2 separate regions of the Homo sapiens genome follow, and region 1 is linked to region 2. A link is an interaction called in ENCODE POLR2A ChIA-PET data of the cell type or tissue named here. Cell type or tissue: GM12878. All regions are shown on one strand. Each heading gives the region's core, and the rest is flanking DNA. Links, peaks and the distances in the headings are about the cores only. Region 1 overlaps PARM1 (prostate androgen-regulated mucin-like protein 1). Region 2 holds the start of LINC02562 (long intergenic non-protein coding RNA 2562).

Region 1 (16,901 bases), core at 8,848-13,847, 55 kb before region 2:
CCATTAGCACAACTGAATGAGGGGATTGATCCCAGACACTTAGCTGGAGTTGCTATGTGTTAATCGGTTGTTCTAAGGTGGAAGACAGCTGCTTTGCCTTGAGAAAAGGCAATGAAGAATATCTCTCATTATTCTTAGAAAACCAGTATAGTTCACATTACAGGTGTCAAAAGACAGCTGAGATTGAACAATCTGAACACACAGTTAAAATAAATTCCAAGTGGAAAAGAGGCTTCATTCGTGTGGGAAAAGATTGTAATTCTAAGTGAAGTGAAGAAACTTTAAAACCATGGTAACCAAGAACTGTGCCGTCATGTGTGCCTGGTTTGCATTAATTGCAAATGTGCGCTCCCCAGGTCCTTAAAATACAGCTGACGTGCCCCCATGAGAGAGAAATGAAGGAAGAGGAAACAAGCACTGGGCTTGCGCAAGTGCAAGTATTTTATTATCTCAACCAAGATTAATATTTCTAGCATACATTTTTAACTACAAGCTTTAGGTAGGTAACATCCTTTTAGATAAAAGTGAAGCCAGTCTCTAAACCAGGTCTTCTGATGACATGAAGTGGAAACATATAGATGTTGGGATCCTACCTCACAGTTCGAATCCCAATTCTGCCCACTAACTAGCATGTAGATAAGAGTATAAACATGAGGTAAAACATTCCAGCCGTGATAATACTTGGCTAATTTTTATAAAGTTTACCTCTGCCACTCTGTGTAAACAAATGACTGGTAGCTTAATGATGTAAAGATTTTGAGAGAGGAGTAATGGGGAAAAGGACTAATTTACTAATTTACAGAGACAAGCTTAGGTTGTGTTAATTAAAAATACTTCTGTAGCATACTTTTATGCAAGCTGTTTTCCTTAGAAAGATGCTTTCTTTTTGCAACATAACTACTAATAAAGTTCAGGTTTTTAAAAAATAGCTGTGCTTCAGAAGAAATCAGAGTTATTTTGTGAATCACTTACTTTGGGCCTAGACAAATAATAAAGTATAATGTGGTATACCTGGCTTTAAGAGACTTTCAGTCTAGAGAGTAGGCAGAATGTATTCTCATAAAGCCACTGGTATTACAGTGTATTTCATATATCTATGTCTTATATGTATAATATGCATAACCACCCACAGCTACATATGGCAGTATCAGTTACATACTAAAACAAATTTACTAAATTGTCCCATACAAAATAAAACAGCAAATGTCTAGAAAAAGAGGACTCAAGATAGTGACTGTCATCGGGATGAGTTCCAAGAGAAGGTTGGACTTGAGAAGGATTTTGCATAAAAGGTGCATCCTTATTCCCAAAGCACTTCCATGGTCCCTGCTCCCCAAACTATCAAGCCCAAACACCATGATCCCTGGCTTTCAGAGTTTTTTTGATTTGGTCCTGAGTACTCAACCATTTACATGATCTCCTTAATTTCCATTACGCTTTCTTATATAGCCTGTGGTCCTCGTTTTGTCACTTAGTCAGTCCTGCAGCATTTCAGTCTCCGAATCCATAAAATGAAGACACTGGCCTTTACAAAGATCTCAACAGCCCCCTTTGTTCATGCTAATTTACAAAGCATTTGATCTTCCCAGTAGCCCTATGAGGTGGAGAGGACAGGGATTAGCCCATTTTTTAGTTAAGAACACCAGTCAAGGTGCTCTGTCTTCAAGCCCAGTGCAAACCCTTCAAGCCCATAAATATTGGGTGTCTGCCCTCCTCTGAGGTGGTTCCTGCCTCGATCCTCCTTTGCTGTCTGTCCAAGTCCTGCCCCATCCATCAGAGAACAGCTTCATTCCCAACTCTTTCCAAGACTGCTCCAGACTTTACAGGCCCACCCACCTTAGGCACCATTCCACCCACAGGCAGAAATACAGAGGCTGGCACTACTCACCTCTCTTACCTCCCTGCCTGCCTATCCCATCCAATCCTGCCCACCCCAGAATGGTTCCCGGGGCCTGACACTTGTCTCCGCCATGGAGTGGTGAAACCTCAGGGCCCCTGCCTATTGGGTCTCTACACACCACACTGTCCTGGCTTAAGGTGAGCCCATGGAGCTCATTCGGGAGAGGCTTGTAGGGTGGATTTGGGGTAAGAGGGAGGAGACGAGATGTGCTTCCCCTGGCATGGGGTGGAATGGAAAGAAGAATGGGCATGAAATCCAAGCAGACAAGGCCAGAAGACAAAGAGACTTCCAATAATGGTAAAATTAAGATCTACCTAGGTTGCAGTGTCTAAGAACTAAGGTTTTCTTTTCTCACTTTCTCTCCATCTCACAAACTACACCCCACTCCCACTACCACCCCACTAGAAGCAAATTGCAGTTACCATGTACCCTGGGTTATTTAACACACTGAAATGAACAGCATTTGGCAGGATTCTGAGCAGTTATTTTGCACCACAGCACACACTAGAAACCAATGACCTGAACGATCTAAGGTTGCTGTTCTAGAACTGTTGTCTGCTTCTAACTAGCCCTCTTCCCAATTAATTTGAATTATTGAGCTTCATTCTTCCTTCACCAGTATGTACAAGAGGACCCAAGCCATCACACAGCCTAAGGCAGGCCCTGATTCCTGGGCAGCTAACAGAAAGCAGACAGAGGATGTACCAGAGCTGTAGGTTTTATTTAAAAGCAGTTGAGGATTTAGTACTAGAGCCCAGGGTGGCAGGAGAGCCTAGTGGGCAACACATGGACTCTCGAACCTGTGCTTGTATCCCAGTTCTTCTACTTAGCAGTTCTGTGGCTTTGGGTCCTTAGCATCTCTGTGACTCAGTTTCCCCAACTGTAAAATGGAGATAACAAGAATACCTACTTTCTCATGAGGATTAAATGAACTGAAATAAGTGAAGCTCATAGAACAGTCCCTGGCACACAGTAAGTAACAGGAAAGTGTTAGTTGCTATTATTTTTGTTGTCGTTGATTTCTCCTGCTATTACTGTTGTTCTTTGGAGGAAGGAGACATGATCTGATGCTCTTGCTGTGAGAATGAAGAGCCTAGCATAATAAATAGAGATTCGGCACACACAGAGTTCTAACTGTCAAGCCCTCGCCAGTCGCCCACTTCCCTCCTCCAGCACATCCACAGATACATGCTTTTAAAGAGAAAGAATTCCTCTGAGACAAAATGTTCCTTTCCTCTTGGTGACCTTGACTGAAGGAGCTGCGGCACACCCTGAAGTGGCCACCTGCTCCTCTTCTCCAATTCTTACCTAATCTCTGGACCAGGAAGTGGAAAGAAAAGCGCAAGAATATTGAAAAACAGTCAAGAGGTTTGTTAAAGACTCTTCTCAAAATAGATCAGAGGCATGCACACATACTCAGGAACTTGGTCAAGTATTTACACGCACCTTCTAAATAAGCTGACTGGTGAATTTTCAAGGAGAATGTAGCTCAGGAGTCATCTATGGATAGCAGTGAGACACTCACCTCTTTTTCACCTCTGGAAACTTTCCACCATCACCTCCTCCACCCCCAGCTCTCTCAGAGTAACAACAACTTCTTTAAAGAGCCCAGCAAAGTTATTTCTTCAGAGGTTGTTTGGGTTCATCCCATCATGTCCTAATATTTACATTTTGGATACAATTGGTGAATATTAATATTTTTTCCAAAGAGCTCAAATAAAATGTTTATTTCATGTTTAAAGTGAAATAAAAAGAAAATCCCTCAATGAGAAGAGTCCCTAGAGGAACATTTGAGGTTTGAGAATATTGCTAAGCCCAGGAATATAGAAGGACCCTTTTGGTCAAGTGAGAGGCAGGAGGCTTGGACATGAACAGAACCCCTTCTGAGTGTGTGATCAAGAAAAGGGGCCCATCTGTGTGGCGTGCGGGCCCATGGGGATGTGTGAGTGTGGGGAGAGAGACTCTTAAATGATGCCACAGTTGATTCCTGGACTGCCTCAGGGTATAGAACAGAGCTAAAGCAGGGAAAGGAATACCCCCAAAGGCAGCCTCCTTCCTCAGGGTTGTAGAGCAGTGGAGTAGTGGCCGACAAGGCTGACCAGGAGTTTACTCTGGCTGCTTCCAGGATGTTATCTGACTCTATTTAGACAATTATTCCTTGGTATGGTTTGGCTGTGTGTCCCCACCCAAATCTTACCTTGAATTGTAATAATCCCCATGTGTCATGGGAGGGACCCAGTGGGAGGTAATGGAATCATGGGGGTGAGTTTTACCCATGCTGTTCTCGTGATAGTGAAGATCTGATGGTTTTATAAAAAGAAGTTACCCTGCCCATGCTCTCTTGCCTGCCACCATGTAAGACATGCCTTTCACCTTCCACCATGATTGTGAGGCCTCCCCAGCCATGTGGAACTGTGAGTCCATTAAACCTTTTTTTATATATAAATTACCATCTTGAGTATGCCTTTGTTAGCAGCATGAGAATGGACTAATTCATTCCTAAAAGAACTCTCCTCCAACTAACCACCTTGGTCACTGATGGGGACTTTCAAGTGCACAGTGAGAAGGGCAGGGGGCTGGGGAGGTGGGATCATAGATGTAATCATAGGAGTAGGTACTCAGGTAAGAACTGGAGCAGGTGATTCCAAGGTGAATAGGTGGTGAGTCAGCTGTGTGGAAACTTTTTTAGGACAATGATTAGGCTAAAAAAAAAAAAAATTCTGGTAATCTTTTTTAAGCTAAAAGTATATTTGTTTATTCAACATTAAATACATGAGTTAAGTACCCACTGTGGGCCAAAGATGGTGCCTTAAGCTAACAGTGCACAAAGAAATGGGAAGAGATGCAAGATGGCCATGAATAGAAATGACCTAGGGAAGCACATAAACATAATACAGAATGCTTGAAAGAAATTGATGCTGAGATCTGAGAACACAGAGCAACACTGTAATTTTACCCAGGGGTGTCAGGGAAAACGGCTCAGAAGAGTTGCTATTTAGCTAGATAGTGAAGAAGAATAGGAGCTGGCCAGGCTAAGAAAAGTTAATGATTAAAAATGCAAAACCAGGACTAAATAGTACTGGGTCCAAATGATAGTTCAATCATTTACCACATGTAAAACCTTAATCTCTCTGAGCCTTAACTTCCTCATCTATAAAATGGGAATAATTCTGCCCACCTTGTAAAGAGAATTAAATAAGATGATAGCTGTACAGTTTTGTGCATAGTCTCAGCCCAAAGTAATCATCTGCAAATGGTAGCTATGGTTATTCTTTAGCCCATTTATTCTGGTCCTGGGCCATTAAAAAAAAGTGGCAAAATGCAACCCTGAGGAATTCCAGACTTCAGGGAGGCCCAAAATTCAAAGAGGTTTTGGTTCACAGGCCTTCACCAGCCCTCTGGATAGGCAGAACATGTTGGTAGAGTGAAACGTGCTAGCACAGTGGAATATTCTTGTATCTGGGATTATAAAATATATAGATAAGTTTCCTTCAGTTCTTAATTTCTGCCCATTCCAGGGCTTTATAACATGAGTCACACCCAGTCTCTAACTCACAAATCCCAATGAGGAAGAAATGAAACGCCAGCCACCTTCCCCATGTCTCCACTCCCAGTGGACTGCCCGTCAGTGTCCCACACCTTCCTCATAAGCCAGAGGCTCCCCTGCCCCCCAGCCACACCTTCCTCATTTTTTCTGTCCCTTCCTCATATTGAAAAATGTAAGAGGAGGAGGAGGAGGGGAATTCCAGTTTAGTTTAAACAGAACTCAGGGGGAAATGGCATTTGTTTTCACAAGGAGGAAATAAAGCCTTTTCAGTCACCCTATAAAGTTGCGCTAACATGGGCTCAGCAACCCCTTCATGTTCTCAAACTGTGATGCCCTCAGGTGTGGAACTTCCCAGGGCTGATGGTTACCAGCTGCTTCTGAAAGCAGCCACTGCTGTGGAGGTAACAGCAAGCTCAGGATACAAGATCTCCTAGGCTTAGGGCCAGATAAAGGTTTTCTGCTTTTGGAGGACTCTTGTTCCCATGGCTGGCATCCACTGAGAAGAGCCAGTGGGTAACAGAATAGTTAATACAGTGGTTCAAATATTTAATTACTATCTGTTTTATCTTATACCATTTGGCCTTATATTGGGCTGTACAAACTCTTAGAAGTGCCCCTTTGCCCAGCTGCCCTCAAGGGCCCATCAGGAGGAAAATAACTGGCTAATTCCAGCTCTGGTCATATAGGCTATCTTCTGTGGACATGGAAGGGTGACATGGAAGAGCCCCATTTGAAGATTGGGGGTACACTTGGAGCTAGAGAGCCACCCATCATATGGAGGAGAAGTGGTCACTCTATCACTTACAATAAAAAAAAAAAAAGATCACACTTTAGTTGGAGAACCTGCCTGATTTATCTTTAGAAAGAGGTGGTATGTAAATAAATTCAGTAAATCACAAAGTTGGAGGGGACCCAACTGCTTAAAGTTAGAGAAGAATCTTTGAAAAAAGGCCAAACCTGTGATTTCCTATATTAAACTATCCCTGGAGCAAGAAAGAAGAGTCTTGCAAAAAAATCAGCTATATTCATTCTTTTCTTCCATTTTTTAAAAGGAGAAATTAAATTAAAAGGTCAGTTTTTTACACTGCTCTTAATTGCAATGACTGTATCTTTTTGAATCTTAAAATACTCCCATCACCTTACCCTATGGTTGTAACCCTCCTTTCATAAGCTTTTAAAAGAGCTATTACAAGGCTTCAGTGAACTTTGAATTGTTCTAATTTCAACACAGTTTAGAGGCCAACAAGCCAAGAGGAGCCTTTCAAAGTAGGAGTGGAGGTTTTCCATAAGGGGAACTGACCTCGGACTTTCTCTGCTTGACCCAGTCTGCACATTTGAGCATTCAGTGCCATAATTCTGTCTTTACAATAGTAAAAAGGGAAAGAGAATTATTCTGGTAATTATATTAATCTGTCTCAAAATGATTCCAGGAGCAAAGAAATGGATCTGTGAGTGTTCAGAAGCTTGTAAGCTCTGAAACGGTTGAATATGATCAGTCTTTGCAGACATGACAAGCTCTGGTCTTAGTCTTAATGTTAGCAATGATTTTTTTTGGTCTCTCTTTTAGAAATTATAACCAGCAGGATCATGGATGTTTGATGTAGCATTCTTTCATCCAGAGCTTTTTAGAAGTTACTAAAGAATTAACAAGTGGACTGATTTGCTTCTTAACTGTGCTACAATTCTTTTGGTGGGAAGGCTAATAAAACGAACAGTAACAGGAGCCGTTCATACCAGCAGACAAAAATAAATAAATAAAAGAAGAGATACTAAAATAATCTACAGTGATAAATCTCCAAAAATATGGGGGAGATTCATCACTTTTGAGACCTAGTACACAAGATATGAGAATTGGTCCAGGATCATATATTTGCATAGCTCTTTAGATTGGTACACCTGGCATCTCATTTAATCCCCTTAAAATCATGCAAGATGGATAGAACACTCTTATTCCTCTGTCTCAGCAGGTAAGTAGTATAAGAGTCGTCAGGGTTAAGTAAATAGTTCATGGTCACACAGCTACTAATGGTTGAACCACACTCGAATCCACATATTCAGACTCCACATCTCTGGTGCTCTTTGCAGTGTGTTTAAGAGTCCCATTCATTTGTTGAAGTACTAGTAAATAATTTCCCAGTTGCCTAAAAGAGTAAATGGAGTCCCTAACACCAGCTTTAGTGCCGAAAACTCACTTTAAGTATTAGGGGACAAGAGCCCAGTTGATTCTTGCCATTTTTAAGGTGAAATGAAACTAAAGTATATTCATTATTAATGCAAAGCTCACACAAAAAGCATGTTGTGCTTCAAAGTAGTATTTGGAGGAGGTGTGGTTATTCTTACAAGGGTACATGCTCAAAGAGTTTTTTTAAACTGCCCATTAATAGTTGCTTTTGGAACCAGATTTCAAACTACAGAATAAAATATTCGCGTGACTTTATATTGCACCAAGATATTTCTACAAACAAAAAATAGTGTTACCTATCAGACCAGACCTTATTCTATATATCAAACTTCACTTTAGTCTCTATAAAACCAAGTTTACTATTCAAGAATGAAAACTGAACATATTTCCCACAGAGGAATGTTTTAAAATGCTTTCACTTGATTGCCTCATTAAAATTAGTGCATTTCCTACCAAGACGACCCTTTTGAAGTGGATACTGCCAATATTTTTATGAAAAAACCGAAAAAAACATTACTTTGCACTGACCCTTGAATAAAACATCCAAAGTCTCTCAATATTTCACAAGTAATAGAAAGATGAGGCAGAGCCCATAAAAGAAGAAAATAGGACATCAAGAAATCTAAAACCCACTACCCCTGCAAACAACAGCAGCAGCAACAACAACAGATTGATGTCATTCTTAAAAAGATAATCAAAATATGACTAAGTACTCCTCTCTAAATTCCAGGCCAGCCAAAAAGTCTTGATAAATATTGACGATTTACCCAATTTCACCTGCATAAAAAGTGTTTTGGTAACAGAATTAAAATCCTGGGTTTTATTCTAGCTGTGAATGTCATGCAGAATGATCTGAAGTAGCTTTTCCCCCTTTCAGAGAAAAGATGGGATCAGGCAGAAGGTGGATACTACGCACGCCAAAGTCACATGATGCCCCGTATCCTCATGTATCTTCTTTTCTGTGCCCTTCCTCCTTCACAGGCAGCATCGCCGCCATTACCGTGACAGTCATTGCCGTGGTGCTGCTGGTGTTTGGAGTTGCAGCCTACCTAAAAATCAGGTGAGACGCAGCTTACTCTTAAAAAAAAGGGATTCTGTTTTGTTGGGCTCTGGGCTGAGCGCTGTTTTGCTGGATACTTGTTCCTTAATAGGTATCTTAGCCCTTAGAAATATTGGCAGAGAAGTGAAAAATGGCGGGTGTACTCCTACACCACACAACACAGGTATAGACGTACAGTATCTGAACCTTGGCAAAGTAGAAGAAGCAAGCTGAGATATACAGCATGATGATGCAATGGAACAAGAATTAACGTGGAGTCGGGAGACTGAAGCCTAGGCTCCCTGCCCCAAATGTACCTCATTACCCTGGGAAAGCCACATGCCTCCTAAAACTCACCTATTCTCATCTGTGAAAGGGGGTAGAAGGGTGGGATCGATGGTTCCTAAATTCTGATGTTCTGAATACTGAACTGTGGATTTGTACCCAATCTGTTAATGAGGTTTTCATTGATTCCAATGCAAAATGTAAAAAATATAAGGAAGGTGTGGCATTTCCTATAAAACCGTTTTTTCTCCTGAGATTATGTCTTTATATTTTTGGCTTTAAAATATCTTTTCTCCTATGAAATGAAGTGATAGTAGCTGAGATTTTACTTTCTTTAGCCTAATAGGAAGTTGCAATACTCTGTGAGTCCTCCATTTTTGTTTTCTATTGCTCCGTGAAATCAAGTCTCAACACCACATTACTCACAGTCTCTAAGTGTCCTTCCAGCTGTAAAATGCCAGATGGCAAGTGACAGTCTTATTTCCTAGTCTGTGCAGTGCCCATAACAAAGGACAGAAAGACACAAGCTGCATGGTGAGCACACTCACCCTTGACCTCCAATTCGTTCTCCTCCCAGGAGCCAGAACCATTTCTATGCAAGCTCCTCTGCCCTGTCATTCCCTTCCTGAAAAACCCCAGTGGCTCCCCTTGCACTGAGAATTAAATTGTAACTCCTCAGCGTGGCCCTCAGTCATCCTGGACCGTGCCTGCCTCCCCTTTTCCAATCATCACATCCCTCTCTCCCTCTGAAGTCCTGAACTTCAGAAACTCCAGCTCCCTCCAATTCTTAGGACACACCAGGTTCTCTGTCCTTCCTTCCCCAGACCCTGCAATCTTGCTACTTCCTCCATGAGATGCTTGTCTTCTAGCTCCTTCTCATGCTGTGTACATTGGCTTTCATCTCACTTCCTTTGAGAGATGTCCTTTCCAGTTTAGAGCCCCTGTTATTTACTCTCTTAGTGCCTTGTTAAGTCTATCCTGGATGTGACCACTGTCTATTATTTTATTTTATTGCTATCATTTTGTTTTTGTATATGTGTTGCTTGTTTATTGTCTCTTTTCCCCACAAAAAATGTAAGGTCCTTGAGGACCTGGATTTGTCTGTGAGGACACTGCTAGGGACCAAGACGGTGCTTGATACATTGAACAAATGAGCAGTGAACCATAAGGACACACAATCCCATGGGCACTGTGGCGCACACACACAGACACCCCTGACTTGTCCCCCAAGCAGCCATGTTTCTTCCTCAAGAGGCTGTGCCACCCTGTCCTTCCCTCCTGCTCTTGACCCCACGTGGAGCTCATGGATATGATTCCTCATCTCAGAGCACATATCCACTCTGCTGCTGCCTCCTCTCATCCCCACTCGCCACCCAGCCCCACCCAGTGCCCACTGGGAGCACTTCCCTCCTCCTTCCCTTTTATCTCCCTCCATCTTGTGTTCTAAATGTGCATCAAATCAATCTCGATAATGTCAAGTGTGAGAGTGCCTTGTAATATCACCTGCGTCTACGATACAAAGAACAGGAAAGCCAGGTTTTGAAGAGAAATTGGAATTAAAGGGCCCGCTTGACCTGTTTCTAATAAAACATTTTATAAAAGCATCCAGAAGTTTCCCCCAGATTTAAAAAAAATATTTCTCTTCATTAAGTCTGCATGTCCTTGAGCACTAAACTTAATTTTATAAATTATATCTTACTGAATGATACCTTTTTCCATCTGGTTTAATTATTAGTTTATTGCTGCAGATACACCGTATTTTAATTACGAGTTAAATTGGCTTTTATGAACTACTCTGGGAACCTCGTTTCCATTTTATAACAAAGTATCTGTTGAAAAACATGTTCTGCCCCTCCTTCCCAAAAAGGAACTTACACATAAATTTTAGAGTCATTTTAGAATCACCAATGATGAGTTCCTAAGAGGCTACATTATCAAAAATACGACCTTCACTGAAGTGTGGAGTGAAATAGAAACACTTCCTTCTTGCTACACACTTCCCCAAAATGGTGCTGAAATAACTGGAAGGACTCTTCCTCTTCACTTTGGCAAGAATTCAAGTTTACCACCTCTAAACCCACACTGGCTATAGGCAGGCAGTCTAAAATAGTGATTAACAATTCAGACTCCAGAAGCAGGGAGCCCTCAGTTCAAATCCTGGCTCTACTACTTCCAGCACTGTGACCTGGGCATGTCACAGAGCACCACTAACCCTCATTTCCCTCACCTGTAAAATAAGGGCAGTAGTTTCTACCTTGTAGTGTTGTTTGGAAGCAAGTATATAGCACTGCCAACATCATCATCATCATCAAAGTGGTAGACTGGAAGGAGCCCCAGGAAGACAGTCCTTGATAGATAGCTGTAGAGCGTCAGCCATGTGCCAGGCCACATTAGTGATGTGACACAGTTCTGCCATCACAGTACTTACCATGTTTGGAAAATTTTGTTAGCAGGCCATTACAATTTGCTCTGATGAGTGCTGATTAAAATTTTATTTTAAGCTATATTTTCCCCAGGCGTTCAGAGCACCAGATAAATTAAGTAAATGATTAAATTGAATAAATCATTATTCTTCTTCCCCATACAGCTTCTGTCTCCTAAATGTAGTAAGATATACAGTGGCATAAATATAAGGTTGCTATTTATCTATTATGCTACTTAAGTTTAAGCACTATAAACTTAAGAATGGATACAGTTATTAGACCCTTAAGGGGTTTCAGAAACCCCCTAAGGAAAGCCCCTTTCTGCTTCTCTATTAATTATTTTGGTAAAATGATAACATAAGGAGATTAATCGTTGTTATGAATCTTAAGGCTATGCTAAAACCCCTTCAGCTGTTATTTTGCCAGGTTGTCGGAAAGCCCCATTAATCGTTCATCAAAAATACTTTAATTGACGTGTGTGTGTGCATGTATGTTCCTAAGGATAGGCTTTGCTTTGGTTGGGAACTTACTCTTCTTTCTTCATCCCAGATTTCTAAAAACAATAACATAACAAAAGATCTGTTTTCTGTGGTCTTTTAGCTTGTTTGGCTGGAGCAGCGAGTGACTAAAATCACAACCCATAGGGAGCCATTAGCTTCTGACCTGCAACCATGGGATATGGCCCTGGCCCAGCCAAGTTCTCTGCAAATGCAAGGGGAGAATCTGCTTGAAAAGGCAGCCTCATGATCAGAAAAATAGAATGCTTGGCAAGCTCTGCTAACAATGGGTGGGGACTTTTCACCTTTCTTCCCAGATCCTCATTTCCTCTAAAGGCATTGTAAACTTAAGAGCCATCTGCTTTTCACACTCCCTTTCTCCAGGGACCCATTACCCCTAGTTTTGTCACAATGACCCCTGCCTGGAGAACCACATCTTTTTGTAACCTGAGCCACTTTTGGATGTGACTTATAAAATGAACTGCCCTGAACCCAGGGCCCTTCTTGGTTTATGATCCCACCTTTTAACCAGCAGCAGTGTGGTGTGGAGGGAAGAATGTGAGCTTTGCAGTCAAGTTTAATGCTGACTCTTCTACTTACTATTTAGGCGGCCTTGGGCAAATTATTAACTCCTTGATCCTCAATTTCTTCAATCTGCAAAAAATAGAGTTAATAATATGTATCTTTCAAGGTTGTTTTAAAGACGAAATGAAGTAATGAATGCAGAGTAACTGGAGAGACTAGCATGGTGACTAAGAACATGCACTCTGGGGCAAGTTTTCTTTTTTTGAGTCGAAGTCTCGCTCTGTCACCCAGGCTGGAGTGCAGTGGCGTGATCTCGGCTCACTGCAACCTCCACCTCCCGGGTTCAAGCAATTCTCCTGCCTCAGCCTCCTGAGTAGCTGGGACTACAGGCACACACCACCACACCTGGCTAATTTTTGTATTTTTAGTAGAGACGGGGTTTCACCATGTTGACCAGGGTGGTCTCGCTCTTCTGACCTGGTGATCCGCCCACCTTGGCCTTCCAAAGTGCTGGGATTACAGGCGTGGGCCACTGCGCCCAGCCTGGGGCAAGTTTCTTAATCACTTTGTGCTCAGTTTCTTCATGTAAAATGAGACTATAATAATAATAGTACCTAACTCAAGATTGTTACAAAGATTAAATTATGATACATATAAAGGTTCAGTGCCTGGTATGAGGTGAGGATGATGGAAGGTCAATTACTGTTACTGCTGTAGTTTTTAGAACAGTGCTTAGCAAATAGGGACTCAGTAAACTGGTAACCACCAACACATAGGCTGTGAGGTTGGGAGCACAGTCTCCATCCTACCATTTCCATTCAGTAGGCGTAGGGATTCAAAGGACAGGGGAGAGAAGGAGGGGGAAGATGGCACAGCAGCTCATTTCCTAATTGAATATTGATATGGCGGTCTTCCATGTTCCAGTTTGGCAGTTTCGTTAGTGCTATTCTGAAACGTCTGTGAAGTTGAATCCATGTTACACATTTATAAATGGAAACTATCTCTGAGCAGTCTTTATGCCAGGGCTTGTTTGCAACTTTAAAAGAAAGCAAAGGCCCTGTCTACCTTTTGCAGAACTATCTTTAATTAGTGATGATTGAAGAATGAGATAAGTCTGTTTTGATTTGTTTAAGTTGGCTCAAAACTGTTCAGCCAAGACATAATCTCCCTGCACAGGAGACCGTATCTGCTAAGACCAGTGATGTGGATGTTGCTGTAATTAGGTGTGCTGGTGACCCAGACAGACTACATGGGCTGTTTTCTTCACAAAAATAAATGCAGTCTTGATTTATAGACACAACAGGACCTGTCTTTTAAGACGTCTTGTTAGAAGTCACCTATTTTGCTTTATGTCTTCTAGTGATTGCAGGTTGTACAATTGGATTCCTTCTGGTTGTTAGAGTAGGCCCAGCCAGCCATAAAGGCCAAGATCTTCTAGAATTTGTTATACACAGTTGACTTTTTCAGGTCACCTTTTGGAGTTCTGTAGGTCTTGTTTACTCAATTTTCTCCCTCAGTGGTTCTTAAACTTTAATGTGCATAAGAATCAATGGAAGAGTTTATTAAAAACACAGTTTCCGGCCGGGTGTGGTGGCTCACGCCTGTAATCCCAGCAATTTGGGAGGCTGAGGCGGGCAGATCATGAGGTCAGGAGATCGAGGCCATCCTGGCTAACACAGTGAAACCCCATCTCTACTAAAAATACAAAAAAAAATTAGCTGGCCCTGGTGGCAGGCACCTATAGTCCCAGCTGCTCGGGAGGCTGAGGCAGGAGAATGGCATGAACCTGGGATGTGGAGCTTGCAGTGAGCCAAAATCGCACCACTGCACTTCAGCCTGCGTGACACAGCGAGAAAAAAAAATAAAATAAAATAAATAAACAGTTTCCTGGGTCTCATCCCCATAGATTCAGATTCAGTAGGTCCAGGTGGGGCCCTTGCATTTACATATCTAACTAGCTCAAAGGTGATGCCAGTGCTGCTGGTCCAAGGATCACACTTTGAGTAGCCCTGTTTTACCCGCTTCTAACACTCCAGTAGCCCTGTTTTACCCATTTCTAACACTCCAAACACACTCTCTGCTGTACAGTTTCCCAGATAGATTGCCCTGTTGTTTCATATATGTTTCAGATATGTTGCCCTGTTTCAGATATATTGCCTTTGTAATTTTGAACATGCTGATCCCTCTGTGAGAGGTGTTTGGTTCACCCCTTTCCCAATCTGGCTAATTTCAAGTCGTCCAGCTCAAGAGAGATCTCCTTTGGGAAGCCTTCATCCACCTTTCCATACTGAGTTCCTTGCTGTGCATGCTTCCCTCATACCATGTGCTTCCCTGTACTGCAATCAGTGCATTCTCTACCAGTTTTCTCCACTAGAACAATATCAAGTCCTTGGCAGTACCTGACGTATAGTAGTTGCTTAATGAACATTTATTGGATGAGTTCATGAGTCTGAATAGGAAAGTTTGGGGGTGCAGCAGTAACATTCGTTTACTCCTAATCAAGAAGAACCAGGGTTTGGGGAAGGGGAAGCCATGGGAATCTGTTAAACCACACAGATTTTTACTAGCTACGTCGTGACACTGAGCTAGTTTACAAATAAACAGATGTGCCAATGTGTAGACCTTTTCTGTGATGATTGTCTTCCAATAGTAATGCCATCTGGCAGATAATTTTTTAAATAAACAAATATGACCTGCCCCTTCAAAGCAAAGGTAATTATTTCAAGATATGCTTGAAAGTAACAGCTTTTTAAAAGAAACCCAGAGTCTGGAAAAAAAAAGGATTTTAAAAATAAATATTTGGAAATATTCCCATCAGTGAGATTTTTGTTTAAAAGATGGAACTGATAGGATTCCTTAGTTGTGATACTCACTCTGCCACTAACTTGCTGTCGTAACTTTGGGTGAATAAAATAAATTGTAATGATTTCAGTTTTCTTAGCCCCAAAATTGTGGTTCACAATATTAATTTCTTAGTTTTGACAAATGTACCACAATTATGTATCAACATTAGTGGAAGCTGGGTGAAGGGTATACGGGAAATCTTTGTACTATCTTTGCAGCTTTTCTCTAAATCTAAAATCATTCCAACATACAAAGTTTATTTTTTTTAAATTATGACTCAGTAGCTACCACAAAGATATATTGTTTGCTTTTGCCTCAGGGCCTCTGTACTTGCTGCTCCCTCTGTCTACACGGTATCCCTCGGTTATCCACATGGCTCATCCGTCATCTCCTCTATGTGTCTGCTCAAAGATGTCTTAGTGAGACCTTCCTGATCATCATATTCAGAATTACAGTCCCCACCTCCTACTGGGAACTCCTCACCACCCCACCCACTTCTTCTATTTGTTTTCTCCATGGACTTAGTAACATTCACCATGTTATTATTTGTATATTATTTACTGTGTCTCCCCACGTAGAATGTAAGCTCCCTAAGGACAGGGATTTTGATCTGTTCAGTTTATTAAGGTATCAACCAGGTGCTAGAATAGGGCCTGATAGATGGTAAGTTTTCAATGAATACTTAAAGAAGCCAGGCAGGAAATGATAATCAGAAAAAAAGAGGAAACGATGGAAACAATGAAAAGGAGACAGTGACAGCTGCATCAAACAGTTTTGTTAATGGACAACAAGAGTCTAAGGCTTAATTACTCATGGCTAATGAACTGAAAGTTCAGCTGCATTTTTCCAGCACTAAGCCATGTCTTAATCATCTTTGTATCCTTCCATATTTCTTCATATCCTTAGCACATGGTAAGCACTAATGATTGAATGGCAAGACTTGCTTGACTAAAGAGGAGAGGGCTTTGTGGGGCATAGTCATAAATAAAGGTGGAGACTTGTGGAGAACTGGGGCTGACCCTTGTAAAGGACAAGGTATTTCCTAAAATATGTTTTGTTTCAACGCAAGAAAAGGGACACTTCACTCATTTTCAAAGACAATAGAGTTTCATTAAGTATTGATGCTACAGTTATCTTTAAATAGGTACCATTTTGCAGTGTTGGAGAATACCTCAAGCCACAAATGTCACCACATCATTTACCATTTGTCACCAACAAGTGGTCACCAAGTAGGGGCAGGGAGTAGGGAGTGCTGCTTTCTATTAGGGAAGAGCCACTAGAGAAAGAGAGCAATGAGGGAAGAGTTTAAAAGAAATCATTCTTCATTTTTCCCCCTCGGGTTTTAATTTGCTTACTGCACCATATGATACAGTAGACTCACATTGACAATAAGCACAGTGCCATTGATTAACGGGCTGTGAGCACTGTGCTAAGGGCCTTAAAGCCACATCATTGCATGCTAGTCCAGCCATAATGCTCTTTTCCCTTCCTATGTTTAAAGTCAAAACAGTGACTTTGACCATCAATATTCCTTATGGGATGTTTTCATTTTTCCAATTATACTATACAATGAATTTCCATGGGCCATATTAATCCTAGCTGGTATTAGCCAAACCCCATAGACACTCCATATACACTATCTATGCTGCTGCATATAAG
Region 2 (16,901 bases), core at 7,510-12,509:
CTTTATCCACAAGAGCAGAGTGGGGAGAACTTGTGATTGGGATATTCAAGACCCTCCAGGCCCCTGATTTCACCAGATATAAAGGCAGCGCAAAATGTTGGAACTTAATTTTAGGCCTTATACCTCATAGGGAAGTAATCTTATAAAAGTACTTACTAATTCCATTATATAAAACTATATGCATGTAACCACCAAGTATAGTGCCTAGACTGTGGAAAGTATTCAATGAATGTATAAAACTCCTCATCTCCTCTTTTAGTCTTGGCCATATAATAACCACAGCCTACAATGATTTAGATTCAACTTACAGTGCATGAAGACCTACCCCATGCCAGACACAATTAGATACTCCCACATACATAATCTTATTTAATCTAATATTCACCGCAATGCTATGAGTCAGTTGTTCTCACCTCTGCTTTATAGACCAGGAAATTGAAGACAGTTTCACCCAGTCACAATGGACCCTGTTTCATCATGTCTCAACATGGCCTTCATCAATGCACTCTGTGATCTCTTATAATTATATAGTGATAATACAGCAATGCAGTAGAACCTTCCCAGATATACAGATGCCAGTCATAATTTGTGAGAAACAAACAGTAGAAAAAAAATTGAATTTATTTGGCTAACTCAATAATATGAACAGCAGGAAAGATAGACACATATAAAATGTTTTGGACTTGGTTTGCTAAGTTGATACAGATAAAATACGACAGTAACTAGAAGATTACTTGAGAAACTGTTAATTGAATGAGACAGTCTGGATATAGTAACTATCAATTTTTCCAGGCTGTATAAGTTAGATTATCAGGAGCCACATACTTGAACTCTTATCTTTTTAGTCACCAGAAAAAAAAAAATGCCCTTGCTTCCTCATAGTTAGAGGCAGTGTAGCATAGTGGGTAGGAGTGCAGACTGTGGATCCAGACATCCTAAGTTGAAATCCTAGCTCTTCTGCTTTCTGCTGGTAGTATCTGAGGTCCATCACTGAACTTCTCTGTGCTTCATTTTCCACCTGCAAAACACAGATAACAACAGCTTCTATTCAGAGTGGTTGTGAAGATGGAGTGAGTTAATATATATAACACACTTAGAAAATTGCCTGGAACAAAGTAATGCTATGTAAGTAGAAGCTTTTATTATTATGAGCCAGTGTTATGTCTTTGACTTACAGGAAGGATCAATAAAATAAAGTGATCCCATGAGACTTACTCAAATAAATAGAACAAAATAAATAGCCCAGGAACAGACCTTAGTATATAAAAGAATTTAGTTTATGGTAAAGAAGACTATTTCAATCAGTAAAGAAACATTTAAAATGTTAAATATAAATTAATGAACTGGGTTATTCAATAAAGGATGCCGGGAGAATTAGACAGCTTTATCTCCTAATCCCTCATCCTCCACCTGCACTCCATTCTATACTACTACTGATGATAGTTTGAGTAATCATGATAACACCACATACCATGGATTACCAGTGTCCCAGACAAAAAAAAAACAAGATTATTTATCTTTGCATCAAATAAGTGAGACACTCGATCCCAAAATCCCATTTTAATAGCTTATTTCTGAGACCCCTCTTGGTACCAGTTATGTAATCATTAGGGTGCTTGCAGGACATTGATGACACATTCAGACACGGTAATGGACAAAAGTTTAGCTAAATGATTATTGACAAAAATGTGGTGGAAACTAACAATAATGGCAAAAAAACCCAGGGCTAGCAACAAGAGGTCAGATACCATATCTAGGTCTAAAGGGGCATTTATCAGAATGCAGTAAAACCTGGAGCTGTCAGGTGGTCCCCTGACAGGAGCCGTGGCTTTGGGTCGGGGAGCACAGCCACTGCCAATCTGAAGCCAGACATGTAGAAAGACAGGGGAACAAATACTTCACCCCTCTCTTCTCTGTCACCCTCTGAACCTCTGGAAGCCAGAAAACAAGAGAGCCTGGTTGATCTGCTTGTTACAGATCAGCTTCCTGGGGGTTCAGAGAAGAGTAGAGAGGGAAAGAGAGTGAATCTTAAGGAATAAAGAGCAAATAAGAGAATATCCAGCATACTCACTAGGAAGTAAATATGTCATCCCAAATAATTAAGAGGAGGGCATTGTCTTCTTAGTTTGCTGAAGTTTCCCAGTAACCAGAGGATATCAGTCGAGGATGGGGCTAGATCCTTGTCTGTTACGCTGATGGGAAGGGTCTATTTATAGCTGTATCAATGGCTCCAAAATTTAAAGGAGAAAGCCACGTAACTCACATACCCTAGATTTGCTCATATTATTGTTAATCTTCAAGTTACCTTAGAATCTGGAGCCTCCATCCAATTGACTTCAATCTTTGGATTTTAAGACATGTAAATGTGTTTCCATATAACTATAAAGCACTCTGAATTTGATGGATTTCTATCTTTTATTTTCATTTCATAGGACTAAAAAACTCTTACAAATATCAAAGTGACATCTGATTGAATTCTTGATATCTCTCAAGTCTTTGGTTTTGCAATCTAAAGTAATTCTACATCTAACGTTGCTCTATTGTTCATCCTCAATAGCAGATGACCTTGCACCTTTCCATTATATTTCTACACTCTTGGTGCTATTGAAAGCGAGCTACTTTATATTCTCTGTTTTATAGCTTCTGCTTTCTCATATCTTCTGCTTACTAATGGTTTTCTCTGTCTCGTGGGAATTTTGCATGCATTTTCTCGTCATATCCTTTTGCTACTAACCAGCTATATCTTTGTTTACAATCCCAAGACAAGTTATAAAAGAGACTTCTTTGTCCAGTCATTCCCATTTGGACAGAGCTATCATGCAAGGCCACCTCATAGCCTCCTAGCTGGTGACTTGTGAAATTGGTTCCCTGAAGATTGTTTCTCTTGGGATAGGTGCACACCTCTGGCTCATTCAGTGGCAGCCAGAGTAGATAAGTGGAGTCACATGACAGAGCATATGGAAATCTGCACAAGAAGCTAAATAGGACTCTTCGTTCAGAAGGTGTCAGTGGTAATGACGGATACCTGTATTGGTCTTTCCATACGAGAGTTGAATAAAACAGACAAAAAAAAATTTTAATTTTAGAACTATAAGAAAAAATAGGTGGATATTTATGTAATTTCATTGTAGGAAAAGTTTTTAAAGCATAAATACAAAGGGAAAAATCCTAAGGAAATTTATTAATATATACATTAAAAATGAATTAACTTTATATGTTAAAATATTATAAGGTTAAAAAGAAACTTACTAGGTGTAGTAGCATGTGCATATAGTCCTAGCTATTTGGGAGGCTGAGGCAAGAAGATTTCTTGAGCCAAGGAGTTCCAGTCCATGCAAGGCAACATAGTGAGATCCTGTCTCAACTGAAAAAATATATATATATATAATAGCAACTACTTGGATAAATGTATTTGCAACATATTGACAGGTATTTAAATTATTGCTATGTTAAGAAGAACTTGATTTTAAAAACAAGATGAACACCCCGATAAAATAATTGGCACAGATGTTGAATGGAGAATCTGCAAAAAGACGAAGAAGAAGGAAGGAAGGAAAGAAGGAAGGAAGGAAGGAAGGAAGGAAGGGAGGAAGGAAGGAAGGAAGGAAGGAAGGATCAACTTTGCCAATAATCAGAGAGATAAAAACCAATTTAACAATGTTTTGGCAGACATAGCTTATGCTTCTCAGGTTAGGGGTATTACTACGGTAGAAAATGCATTCTCCAGAGTTTTTGGAGGGTCATACAAGAATACATATGAAAGCCTTAAAACTATGCCCACAAAAATACTTTAACTTCTAGGAATTAATCCTAAATCTTAAGTAAACAATTAAGAATAGAGATGCACCATTTACATACATGGCTTTTCATAATAGTATTATGTATTATGGGTATATACCCAGTAATGGGATGGCTGGGTCAAATGGTATTTCTAGTTCTAGATCCTTGAGGAATTGCCACACTGTCTTCCACAATGGTTGAACTACTTTACAGTCCCACCAACAGTGTAAAAGTGTTCCTGTTTCTCCACATCCTCTCCAGCACCTGTTGTTTCCTGACTTTTTAATAATCGCCATTCTAACTGGTGTGAGATGGTATCTCATTGTGGTTTTGATTTGCATTTCTCTGATGGCCAGTGATGATGAGCATTTTTTCATGTGTCTGTTGGCTGCATAAATGTCTTCTTTTGAGAAGTGTCTGTTTATATCCTTCGCCTACTTTGTGATGGGATTTTTTTTTCTTACAAATTTGTTTGAGTTCTTTGTAGATTCAGGATATTAGCCCTTTGTCAGATGAGTAGATTGCAAAAATTTTCTCCCATTCTGTAGGTTGCCTGTTCATTCTGATGGTAGTTTCTTTTGCTGTACAGAAGCTCTTTAGTTTAATTAGATCCTATTTGTCAATTTTGGCTTTTGTTACCATTGCTTTTGGTGTTTTAGACATGAAGTCCTTGCCCATGCCTACATCCTGAATGGTATTGCCTAGGTTTTCTTCTAGGATTTTTATGGTTTTAGGTCTAACATTTAAGTCTTTAATCCATCTTGAATTAATTTTTGTCTAAGGTGTAAGGAAGGGATCCAGTTTCAGCTTTCTACATATGACTAGCCAGTTTTCCCAGCACCATTTATTAAATAGGGAATCGTTTCCCCATTTCTTGTTTTTGTCAGGTTTGTCAAAGATCAGATGGTTGTAGATGTGTGATATTATTTCTGAGGGCTCTGTTCTGTTCCATTGGTCTGTATCTCTGTTTTGGTACCAGCACCATGCTGTTTTGGTTACTGTAGACTTGTAGTATAGTTTGAAGTCAGGTAGTATGATGCCTCCAGTTTTGTTCTTTTGGCTTAAGATTGTCTTGGTGATGTGGGCCCTTTTTGGTTCCATATGAACTTCAAAGTAGTTTTTTCCAATTCTGTGAAGAAAGTCATTGGTAGCTTGATGGGGATGGCATTGAATCTATAAATTACCTTGGGCAGTATGGCCATCTTCATGATATTGATTCTTCCTATCCATGAGCATGGAATGTTCTTCCATTTGTTTGTGTCCTCTTTTATTTCGTTGAGCAGTGGTTCGTAGCTCCCCTTGAAGAGGTCCTTCACATCCTTGTAAGTTGGATCCCTAGGTATTTTATTCTCCTTGAAGCAATTGTGAATGGGAGTTCACTCATGATTTGGCTCTCTGTTTGTCTGTTATTGGTGTGTAAGAATGCTTATATTATGAAGAAAATAAGCAAACAAGAACATTTTTAAAGGAAACAAGGTTATGGTATACAATAGGGGATTAGTTAAATTGTGGATAGTGGAATACCATGCAGCCACTACAATTTATGTAATAAATAAAATTAATGGCATGAAAACATGTTCACAAAATATTGGTGAAAAAAGTAATTATAAAAAATAATATGAAAAATATGATCATCATTTTTATTAAAATGTATATGTTTATATGACATATGAACATAGTCATAAACAACTGCTATTGAGAGGTGACAGTAGAGTAACCTTAGACATAGAATGACCTTAGATTGTAAATCCAAAGCCACAGGAAATATCGAGAATTTAATCAGATATCACTTTAGTATCTTTAAGAATTGTCTGTCCCTACCATACAAGAATGATGTATATCAAAATGTTTACTATGACCTGGATGATGATAACAAGTGTGATTTTCATTTTCTAAGCTTTTAATGCTGTGTTTTTAGGTGTTTTAGAGTTTCTAAATGGAATTATAACTGAAGTTTTGACTGAGTCACCAAGATTAAGTAGAATTACATAAGGTGAGACATGAGGCAAAGATGCAAATTTTCAAAGGGAATATCTAGACATTCTAAGAGTCCATAACTCCTAAACCTCTCACCCACAAGAAGGCTAAAGAACAGTGGGGCTTAGTGATTGGGAAAGAATCTGAAAATGGATTTGTAAGGAAAATTTCTTTGCGGAAATTTTCTGTTCTGTTCTAGTGCTTGGCCCTCACATCAAGCCTATAAAGAGGGCGTTCAATTCAGTTTCCTATGTGCCACTTACAGTTCAGGGGGAGCAATGAACTTGTGTCTGATTCTCACCTGGAAGGCACTGGCAAGCCCCCTCAATAATGGGATCAAAGGTGAGTTTGTTGCACTAGGTGACCCAAAAGTCTGAAATTTGTTGGGACAAAGGATGTATGAGTATTTCTTTTAGACTAGATGTGTCACTTGAGAAAAGCCATGCTGAAGCCATTTTAAACCTAGTCCAACAGAGTATCCTGGAACAGAGTGATCTGTCCAACAGAGTAACCTGGAAGGGTGATGTGACTTACCAGAAATAGTCTGTGCGATAGTTAACTTTATGTGTCAATTTGGCTAGGCTATGGTATCCAGTTGTTTGATCAAACACTAGTCTAGATGTTTCTGTGAGGGTACTTCTTAGATGAGATTAACATTTTAATCACTAGACTTTAAGGAAAGCAGATTATACTCCATAATGGGGGTGGGCCTCATTTAATCAGTGGAAGGCCTTAAAAGCAAAGACTGAGGTTCCCAAAGAAGAAGCAATTCTGTCTCAAGACTGCAACACAGAAAACTGACCCGAGCTTCCAGTCTTCAGATTCAGACTCAAGTCTTATTCAGAGAAGGCTCAACTCCTCTCTGAATTTCCATCCTGCCAGCCTGGTCTACAGATTTTGGACTTGCCAGCCTCCAGTCATATGACTCAATTCCTTAAAATAACTTTCTCTCTCTCTCTCTCTTTCTCTCTCTCACTCTCGCTCTTGCTGTCATTCTTGTTTCTGTTTCTCTGAAGAACCCTGGCCAATACAGTCAGTGTCAAGTGAGCTTCTGGAACACAAAGCCTGAGAGAGGAGCTGCCAGGAGGAGGAAATTCATTGCCTGCCTCTCAGGACACACATTCAGGAGTTCTCAGAAAGACTTCTGAAGAGGAAGAGAGAGGAAGAGTCCATAGTAAACACCTGCCCAGGTCAAAGAATGCACAGCCATCTAACAAAAAGGCCCATACAGTTAGAGTTTTTCTATCCCTGTTGCTTCTCCTTCTTATATCACTACACCCCTCATCCCCACCACCACACCAATCCTGGTAAAGACAGAAAGCCACAATTAGCAAGATAAAAACAAGGGGATGGAAGCCTAACTTGAGAAAGGAAAGAGAAGGGTGATACCTCTCCTTCCTTGCCTTCCTGCCTGAAGAAAACCACCAGCCAAGGGAGTGGAAATACTTTAACCTTAAATCAAGGTCAGAGTTTGGATCATTCCTTGGGACTGGATGTCTCAATTTCTGAATTGAAACTGTGATTGTGACTATAACATTATTTTTTATTGTTATTATGTAAAAGTAAACCAGGGCGGGGAAACACTTTCTCCACTGAATATATTTTATACAGACAGTGGGAGATTAAAAAAATAAATAAATGTGCTTTTCTAATACATCCCAAGAGTCCTACCTGTTCAATGTGCCACTTATACAAATATTACTTTTTATGATTGAAAAAAAAGCCAGTATTATATTTTCAGTATTAATTTAATGAATATTTTCATATCACATAAATTCTAGTTTAATATATTATGTTACACTAATAATGTCTTTTATATGAGAATTTCTGTGATAAATTCTTCCAAAAATAAATTTAGTCTCCCCCAAAATTAGACTTTCCAGAAATATATATTTTTAAATTTACAATAAAAATCATAATACCTTTACTCCAACAAATATTTATTGCCAACAAACTACATGCTATCCATATGCTAATAATAACAAACTGGATATTGCTTCTGCCTTGTGAGGCTCACTTGCTGGTAAAGGAAACAGTCGTTACATAAATAAACACAGAATTACAAATTTTAGTAAGCACTTAAGGAAAAGTATTATGTGAGAATAAATACAGAATAATAATTTAGATCAATACATTTGGAAAGTGTCCCTCTGAGGAAGTGACATTTGAGCCTAGATCTGGATGATTTGTAGACGTTAATTAGGTAGAGAGAATCAGAACCTAGGAGAAAAGCTTCCAGATAGACAGAAGAGAGTGCCCCAAGGTCATGATGTGGAAATCCCTGGGTATACACAAGAAAGCATGCTGGATTGTAAACAGTGGAAGGGAGTGTTATGGTAAAGGAGGTTGGAGAATCAGTCAAATCATGCACGCCTTTGTAGGACGCATTGTAAGGTTGGATTTCATCATAAGTTCCCGGAGAAGCCATCAAAGGATTTTGAGAAAAGAAAAGACATCCAGGCATATGTTGTTTTATTGCACTTCACTTTACTGTGTTTCTCAAATATTGCATTTTTTTTTATAAATTGAAGGTTTATGGCAACCCTACATTGAGCAAGTCTATTGGTGCCATTTGTCCAACAACATATGATCAGTTTGTGCCTGTGTCACATTTTGGTAATTCTTGCAATATTTCCAGCTTTTTTCATGATTATTATATCTGCTATAGTGGTCTGTGATCAGTGATCTTTGATGTTACTATCACAATTGTTTTAGGATGTCATGAACCATACCCTTATAAGATAACAAACTTAATCAATAAATATTGTGTGTGTTTTGACTGCTCCACTATCAGCCTTTCCCACATTTTTCTCTCTATTCTCTGGTCTACTTAATCCCTGAGACATAACAATATTGAAATCAGGCCAACCAATAATCCTACAATGATCTCTTAGCATTCAAGTGAAAGAAGAGTCTCATATCTCTCATTTTAAGTCAAACTCTAGAAGTGATTAAGCTTAGTGAAGAAGGCATGTTCAAACCAGAGATAAGCCAAAAGCTAGGCCTCTTGCACCACTTAGCCAAGTTGTGAGTGCAAAGGAAAAGTTCTTGAGGAAATTAAAAGTGCTACTTCAATGGACGTGTAAATGATAAGAAAGCAAAACAGCCTTATTCTGGATATGGAGAAAGTTTTAGTGGTCTAGAGAGAAGATCAAACCAGACAAAACATTCCCTTAGAACTAAGCCTAATCCAGAGCAAGGCTCTAACTCTTTTCAATTCTGTGAAGGCTGAGAGAGGAGAGGAAGCTACAGAAGAAAAGTTGGAAGCTATCAGAAGTTGGTTCATGAGGTTAAAAGAAAGAAGTCATCTCCATAAGTGAAGTACAAGTAAAGCAGCAAGGTGCTGATGTAGAAGCTACAACAAAGGTGCTGATGTAGAACCTACAACAAAAGGTGCTGATGTAGAACCAACAACAGAAGGTGCTGATGTAGAAGCTACAATAAATTATCCACAAGATCTAGCTAAGATCATTGATGAATGTGGCTACACTAAACAACAGATCTTGCAATGTAAATAAAACAGACTGCTACTGGGAGAAGAGGCCATCTAGGGCTTTCATAAAGAGGACAAGTCAATATCTGCCTTCAAAGTTTCAAAGGACAGGCTGACTCTCTTATTAGGGATTAATTCAGCTTGTGTCTTTACATTGAAGCCAATGCTCACTTACCATTTTGAAAATTCTAAGGCCCTTAAGAATGATGCTCTTAATAAATCTACCCTGTCTGTGCTCTTCAAATGGAACAACAAAGCCTAGATGGCAGCACATCTGCCTATAGCATGGTTTATTGAACATTATGACCACTCTTGAGACCTACTGCTTAGAAAAAAAAAATTCTTTTTTGAAATATCACTGCTCATCGACAATTCACCTGATCACTCAAGAGCTCTGACAGAGATGTACAAGGAGGTTATTGTTGATTGTCTGCTTGCTAACACAACATCCATTCTGTAGCTTATGGATCAAGGGGTAATTTCTAATTTCAAGTCTTCTTGTTTACAAAATATACTTTATAATGCCATAGCTGCAATAGAGAGTGATTTGTCTGATGGACTCGGACAATGTAAATTGAAAACCTTCAGAAAAAAGTTCACCATCTAGATGTCATCCAGAACATTTGTGATTCATGGGAAAAGGTCAAAATATCAACGTTAATAAGGGCTTGAAAGAAATTAATTCCAACTCTCATCAATGAGTTGGAGAGGTTCAAGACTTCAGTAGATGAAGTAACTATAGATATGGGGGAAATAGTAAGAAAACCAGAATAAGAAGTGGAGCCTGAAGGTGGGATTGAATTGCTCCAATCTCATGATCAAACTTTAACAGATGAGGAATTGCTTCTGACAGATGAGCAAAGCAAGTGGTTTTTTGAGATGAAATATACCCCTGGTGAAGATATTGTAGACATTGTTGGAATGACAACAAAGGATTTAGAATATATTTATAACTTTATAAGTAATAAGATTTATAAGTTTATACTTCATTGATAAATCAGAAACAGACTGTAAGAAGATTGACCCCAATTTGAAAAAATTTCTACTGTAAGTAAAATACTGTTCAACAAAATACTAACAATATCACAAAGCTACAGAGAAAGCTTTCATGAAAGGAAGAGTCAATAAATGCAGCAAACTTCGTTGTTATCTTATTTTAAGAAATTGCTATACCCAGTCCAACTTTCATAAGTCACCACCATGATCAGTCAGCAGCCATCAACACTGAGGTAAGATCTTCCACCAGCAAAAAGGTTATGACTTGCTGAAGGCTCAAAAGATTGTTAGCAGTTTTTAGCAAAAAAAAGTTTTTGTTTGTTTGTTTGTTTGTTTTGTTTTGTTTTGATTTTGAGACGGAGTCTGCTCTGTTGCCCAGGCTGGAGTGCAGTGCAGTGGTGTGATCTCGGCTCACTACAAGCTCTGCCTCCCAGGTTCACGCCATTCTGCTGCCTCGGCCTCGCAAGTAGTAGCTGGGACTACAGGTGCCCACCATCACGCCCGGCTAATTTTTTTTTTTTTTTTTTTTTTTTTTTTTTTTTTTAGTAGAGACAGGGTTTCACCGTGTTAGCCAGGATGGTCTCGATCTCCTGACCTCGTGATCCTCCTGCCTCAGCCTCCCAAAATGCTGGGATTACAGGTGTGAGCCACCGCACCCAGCCAAAAAAAGGTTTTTAACTAAGGCATGTATGTACATTTTTTAAGACATTATTCTACTGCACACTTAATAGACTATAGGATTGTGCAAACATAATTTTTATATGCACTGGGAAACCAAAAATTCCTGTGAATCACTTTATTGCTTTATTGTAGTGGGCTGGAACTGAACTCATAATATCTCCAAAGTATACCTGTATTTTGATTTAGTCTCACTTTTTTAATTTTAATTTTTAATTTTTTGGGGTACATAGTAGATATATATATATATGGGGTACATGAGATACTTTAATACATGCATGTAATGTGAAATAAGCACATTATGAAGAATGAGGTATCCATCCCCTCAAGCATTTATCCAATGAGTTGCAAACAATCCAATTACACTCTATGTTATTTTAAAATGTACAGTTAATATAGTCACTCTGTTGTGCTATCAAATAGTATATCTTATTCATTCTTTCTATTTATTATGCATTAACCATCCTTACCTCCCTTCAAAACCCCCTACTACCCTTCTTAGCCTTTGGTAACCATCCTTCTACTCTCTATGTCCATGATTTCAATTATTTTGATTTTTAGATCCCACAAATAAGTGAGAACATATGATGTTTGTCTTTCTGTGCCTGACTTATTTCACTTAACATAATGATCTCCAGTTCCATCCATGTTGTTGCAAATGACAGGATCTCATTCCTTTTATAGCGGAATAACACTCCATTGTGTATATGCCACATTTTCTTTATCCATTCTTCTGTTGATGGGCACTTAGGTTGCTTTCAAATCTTAGCCATTGTGAACAGTGCTGCAACAAACATGGGAGTGCAGATATCTCTTCATTATACTTATTTCCTTTTTATGGGGTATATACCCAGCAGTTAGATTGCTGGATCATATGGTAACTGTATTATTAGTTTTTTGAGGAACCTCCAAACTGTTCTCCATAGTGGTTGCACTTATTTACATGCTCACAAACAGCGTACAAGGGTTCCCTTTTCTCCACATACCCTCCAGCATTTGTTATTGCCCATCTTTTGGTGAGAAGCCTTTTTAACTAGGGCGAGATGATATCTTACTGTAGTTTTGATTTGCATTTCTTGGATGATCAATAATTTTGAGCACCTTTTCATATGCCTGTTTGCCATTTGTATATCTTCTTTTGAGAATTGTCTACTCAAATCTTTAGCCCATTTTTTTTTATCAGATCATTGGATTTTTTTGCCTGTAGAGTTGTTTGAGCTCCTTATATATTCTAGTTATTAATCCCTTGTCAGCTGGATAGTTTGCAAACATATTCCCCCATCCTGTTAGTTGTCTCTTCACTTAATTTATTGTATCCTTTGCTGTGCAGAAGCTTTTTAACTTGATGTGATCCCATTGGTTACTTTTTGCATTCATTGCCTGTGTTTGTATGGTATTGCTCAAGAAATTTTTGCCCAGACCAATGTCCTGGAGATTTTCTCAAATGTTTTCTCACAGTAGCTTCATGATTTGAGATCTTATATGTAAGCCTTTAACCCATTTTGATTTGACTTTTGTATATGGCAAGAGATAGGGGTCTAGTTTCATTCTTCTGCATATGTATATTCAGTTTTCCCCACACCATTTATTAAAGAGACTGTCTTTTTCCCAGTGTATGTTCTTGGCAACTTTGTGGAAAATGAGTTCACTGTAGATGTGTGGATTTTTTTGAGTTTTCTGTTCTGTTCCATTGCTCTATGTGTCTGTTTTTATGCCAGTACCATGCTGTTTTGGTTACTACAACTCTGTGGTATAATTTGAAGTCAGGTAATGGTGATTTTTTCACTTTTGTTCTTTTTGCTTAGGATAGCTTTGGCTATTCTGGGTCTTTTGTGGTTTCATATAAATTTTAGAATTATTTTTTCTATTTCTGTGAAGAATGTTATTGGTATTTTGATAGAGATTGCATTGAGTCTATAGTTTGCTATGGGTAGTATGGATATTTTAACAATATGAACTCTTCCTACCCATGAAAATTGAATATTTTCCATTTTTTGGTGTCCTCTTTAATTATTTTCACCACTGTTTTATAGTTTTTATTATAGAGTTCTTTTATTTCTTTGGTTATTTTCCAGATATTTAATTTCATATGTGGCTATTATAAATGGGATTATTTTTTGGTTTCTTTTTCACATTGTTCACTGTTGGCATAAAAATGCTACTTATTTTTGTGTGTTGATTTTGTATCCTGCAACTATATTGAATTTATCAGGTCTAATAGTTTTCTTGTAGCATTTTGAGGGTTTTCCAAATGTAAAATCATATCATCTGGAAACAAGGATAATTTGACTTCTTCCTTTCCCATTTGGGATGTCCTTTGTATCTTTCCCTTGTCTGATTGCTCTAGCTAGGACTTTGAGTAATATGTTGAATAGCAGTGGTGACAGTGAGCATCCTTGTCATGTTCCAGATCTTAGAGGAAAGAGTTTTAGTTTTTCTCTGTTCAGTATGATATGAGCTGTGGATCTGTTGTATGTGGCTTTTAATATATTGAGCTACGTTCCTTCTAATCCCAGTTTGCTTGGGGAGGGGGTTAACATTAAGGGATGTTGATGTTTATCTAATGCTTTTCAGCATCAATTTAAATGATCATATGGTTTTTATCCTTTATTCTGTTAATATAATGTATCACAATGATTGATTTGCGTATGTCTAACCATCCTTGCATCTCAGGGATAAATCCACTTGGTCATGATGAATGATCTTTCTAATGTATTGTCAAATTAGGTTTGCTAGTATTTTTTCTGTTGAGGATTTTTTTTTATTATATTTTAAGTTCTAGGATACATGTGCAAAACATGCAGTTTCGTTACATAGGTATACATGTGCCATGGTGGTTTGCCGCACCCATCAACCTGTCACCCACATTAGGTATTTCTCCTAATTTTATCCCTCCCCTAGCCTGCCACCCCCCACCCGCCCCAGTGTGTGATGTTCCCCTCCCTATGTCCATGTGTTCTCATTATTCAACTCCCACCAATGAGTGAGAACATGTGGTGTTTGTTTTTCTCTTCTTGTGATAGTTTGCTGAGAATGATGGTTTACAGCTTCATCCATGTGGGACATGAACTAATCTTTTTTATGGCTGCATAGTATTCCATGGTGTATATGTACCACATTTTCTTTATCCAGTCTATCATTGATGGGCATTTGGGTTGCTTCCAAGTCTTTGCTATTGTGAATAGTGCCTCAATAAACATACATGTGCATGTGTCTTTATAGTAGAATGATTTATAATCCTTTGGGTATATACCCAATAATGGGATTGCTGGGTCAAATGGTAATTCTAGTTCTAGATCCCTGAGGAATTGCCACACTGTCTTCCACAATGGTTGAACTAATTTACACTCTCACCAACAGTATAAAAGCATTCCTATTTCATCACATCCTCTCCAGCATCTGTTGTTTCCTGACGTTTTAATGATCACCATTCTAACTGGCGTGAGATGGCATCTCATTGTGGTTTTGATTTGCATTTCTCTAATGACCAATGATGATGAGCATTTTTTCATATGTCTGTTGGCTGCATAAATGTCTTCTTTTGAGAAGTGTCTGTTCATACCCTTGCCCACTTTTTGATGGGGTTGTTTGTTTTTTTCTTGTAAATTTGTTTAAGTTCCTTGTAGATTCTGGATATTAGCCCTTTGTCAGATGGATAGATTGCAAAAATATTCTCCCATTCTCTAGGTTGCCTGTTTACTCTGATGACAGTTTCTTTTGTTGTGCAGAAGCTCTTTAGTTTAATTAGATCCCATTTGTCAATTCTGGCTTTTGTTGCCATTGCTTTTGGTGTTTTAGAGATGAAGTCTTTGCCCATGCCTATGTCCTGAATGTTATTGCCCAGGATTTCTTCTAGGATTTTTATGGTCTTAGGTCTTACATTTAAGTCTTTGATCCATCTTAAGTTGATTTTTTTATAAGGTGTAAGGAAGTTGTCCAGCTTCAGTTTTCTGCATATGGCTAGCCAGTTTTCCCAGCACCATTTATTAAATAGGGAACCATTTCCCCATTGCTTGTTTGTATCAGGTTTGTCAAAGATCAGATGGTTGTAGATGTGTGGTGTTATTGCTGAGGACTATGTTCTGTTCCTTTGGTCTATATATCAGTTTTGATACCAGTACCATGCTGTTTTAGTTACTGTAGCTTTGTAGTATCGTTTGAAGTCAGGTAGCATGATGCCTCCAGCTTTGTTCTTCTTTCCCAGGACTGTCTTTGCTATGTGGGCTCTTTTTTTGGTTCCATATGAACTTTAAAGTAGTTTTTTCCAATTTTGTGAAGAAAGTCAATGGTAGCTTGATGGTGATAGCATTGAATCTTTAAATTACTTTGGGAATTATGGCCATTTTCATGATATTGATTCTTCCTATCCATGAGCATGGAATGTTTTTCCATTTGTTTGTGTCCTCTCTTATTTCCTTGAGCAGTGGTTTGTAGTTCTCCTTGAAGAGGTCCTTCAAATCCCTTGTAAGTTGTATTCTTAGGTATTTTATTCTCTTAGTAGCTATTGTGAATGGGAGTTCACTCATGATTTGTCTCTCTGTTTGTCTGACTTTTGAGGATTTTGCATCAATATTCATCAGAGATATTGGCCTGTAGTTTTCTTTTCTTGATGTGTCTTTCTGGTTTTGGTATCAGGGTAACACTGGCCTCATAGAATGAGTTTGGAAGTATTCCCTTTTCCTCTGTTTTTAGAATAGTTTGAGTAGGATTGGTATTAGTTCTGGTTTGGTATCAGGGTAACACTGGCCTCATAGAATGAGTTTGGAAGCATTCCCTTTTCCTCTATTTTTAGAATAGTTTGAGTAGGATTGGTATTAGTTCTTGTTTAAATGTTTGGTAGAATTTAGCAGTGCAGCCATCAGGTCCCATGCTTTTCTTTGCTGGAAGACATTTTATTATGGCTTTAATTTTGTTACTTGTTATTGGTCTGTTCAGGTTTTGCATATTTTCATGGTTCAATCTTGGTAGTTTGTATGTTTCTAGGAATTTGTCCATTTCTTCTAGATTTTCCAATTTATAGTACATACTTGCTCATAGTAGCCACTAATGATCCTTTTAATTTCTGCAGTATCAGTTGTAATGTCTCCTTTTTTATTTCTGATTTTATTTGGATCTTCACTCTGTTTTTCTTAGTCAATTTGGCTGAAGGTTGGTCAATTTTGTTTAACTTTTCAATTAAAACAACTTTTTGTTTCATTGATCTTTTGTATTTTTTTCATTTCAGTTTCATTTATTTCTGCTCTGATCTTTATTATTTCTTGCTTCTACTAATTTTGAGTTGGTTTTCATTGCTTTTCCAGTTCTTTAATGAGTCTTTTTTTCTTTCCTCCATTAAGCCAGTCTACATCTTTTGATTGGAGAGTTTAGTCCATTTACATTCAATGTTATTGATAAGTAAGGACTTATTCCTGCTATTTTGTTATTTCTTTTCTGGCTGCTTTGTGGTCTTCCTTCATTCTTTAATTCTTGTCTTTCTCTAGCAAAGATGATTTTCTCTGGTGATATGATTTCGTTTCTTGCATTTTATTTTTTGTGTATCCATTGCATGTTTTTGGTTTGAGGTATACATGAGGCTTGCAAATATTATCTTATAACCCCCTATTCTCACCTGACAAAGACATTATTTCCATAAACAAACAAACAAGCAAAAATAAAACTAATAAAAACTCATCTTAACTTTGTCCTCCTGCTTCTTAACTTTTTGTTGTTTCTATTTATAACGTATTGTACTGACTATGTACTGAAAAGTTGTTGTACTTATTTTTGATTGGTTCATTGTTAGTCTTTCTACTTGAGTTGTTTATACACCAATATTAGTGTTCTAATATTCTGTGTTTTTCTGTGCGCTTACTATTACCAGCAAATTTTGTACTTTCAGATGTTTGCTTATTGCTTATTAATGTCCTTTTCTTTCTGATGAAAGTACTCCCTTTAGCATTTCTTGCAGGACAGGTCTGGTACTGGTGAAATCTCTTGG

Evidence for each region. ChIA-PET counts read pairs that join two places held together with the same protein. Peaks named below come from ENCODE experiments on the same cell type or tissue, not always from the same donor. Only the 100,000 strongest peaks of a DNase experiment are listed, where the experiment ranks them.
Region 1: POLR2A ChIA-PET joins it to region 2 with 5 read pairs; 2 of 35 experiments call an interaction of 5 or more read pairs at or near these places.

The regions. Positions count from the first base shown.
Region 1 is chr4:75,025,273-75,042,173 of GRCh38, forward strand. It overlaps PARM1 (prostate androgen-regulated mucin-like protein 1), which reads left to right. Exons shown (of 4, transcript NM_015393.4): 3 at 8,611-8,689. It overlaps LOC107986289 (a long non-coding RNA gene), which reads right to left. Exons shown (of 3, transcript XR_001741728.2): 3 at 11,783-12,527. Among named protein-coding and RNA genes, the nearest start is that of LINC02562, 51 kb to the right of the region's middle. RefSeq lists an enhancer at 1,236-1,776. In GM12878, for the core only: no CTCF peak of the experiment used is centred there; DNase peaks (open chromatin) are centred at 11,019 and 12,159.
Region 2 is chr4:75,081,340-75,098,240 of GRCh38, forward strand. It overlaps LINC02562 (long intergenic non-protein coding RNA 2562), which reads right to left and starts at 3,369. Exons shown (of 2, transcript NR_149051.1): 1 at 3,250-3,369; 2 at 586-1,018. In GM12878, for the core only: no CTCF peak of the experiment used is centred there; no DNase peak of the experiment used is centred there.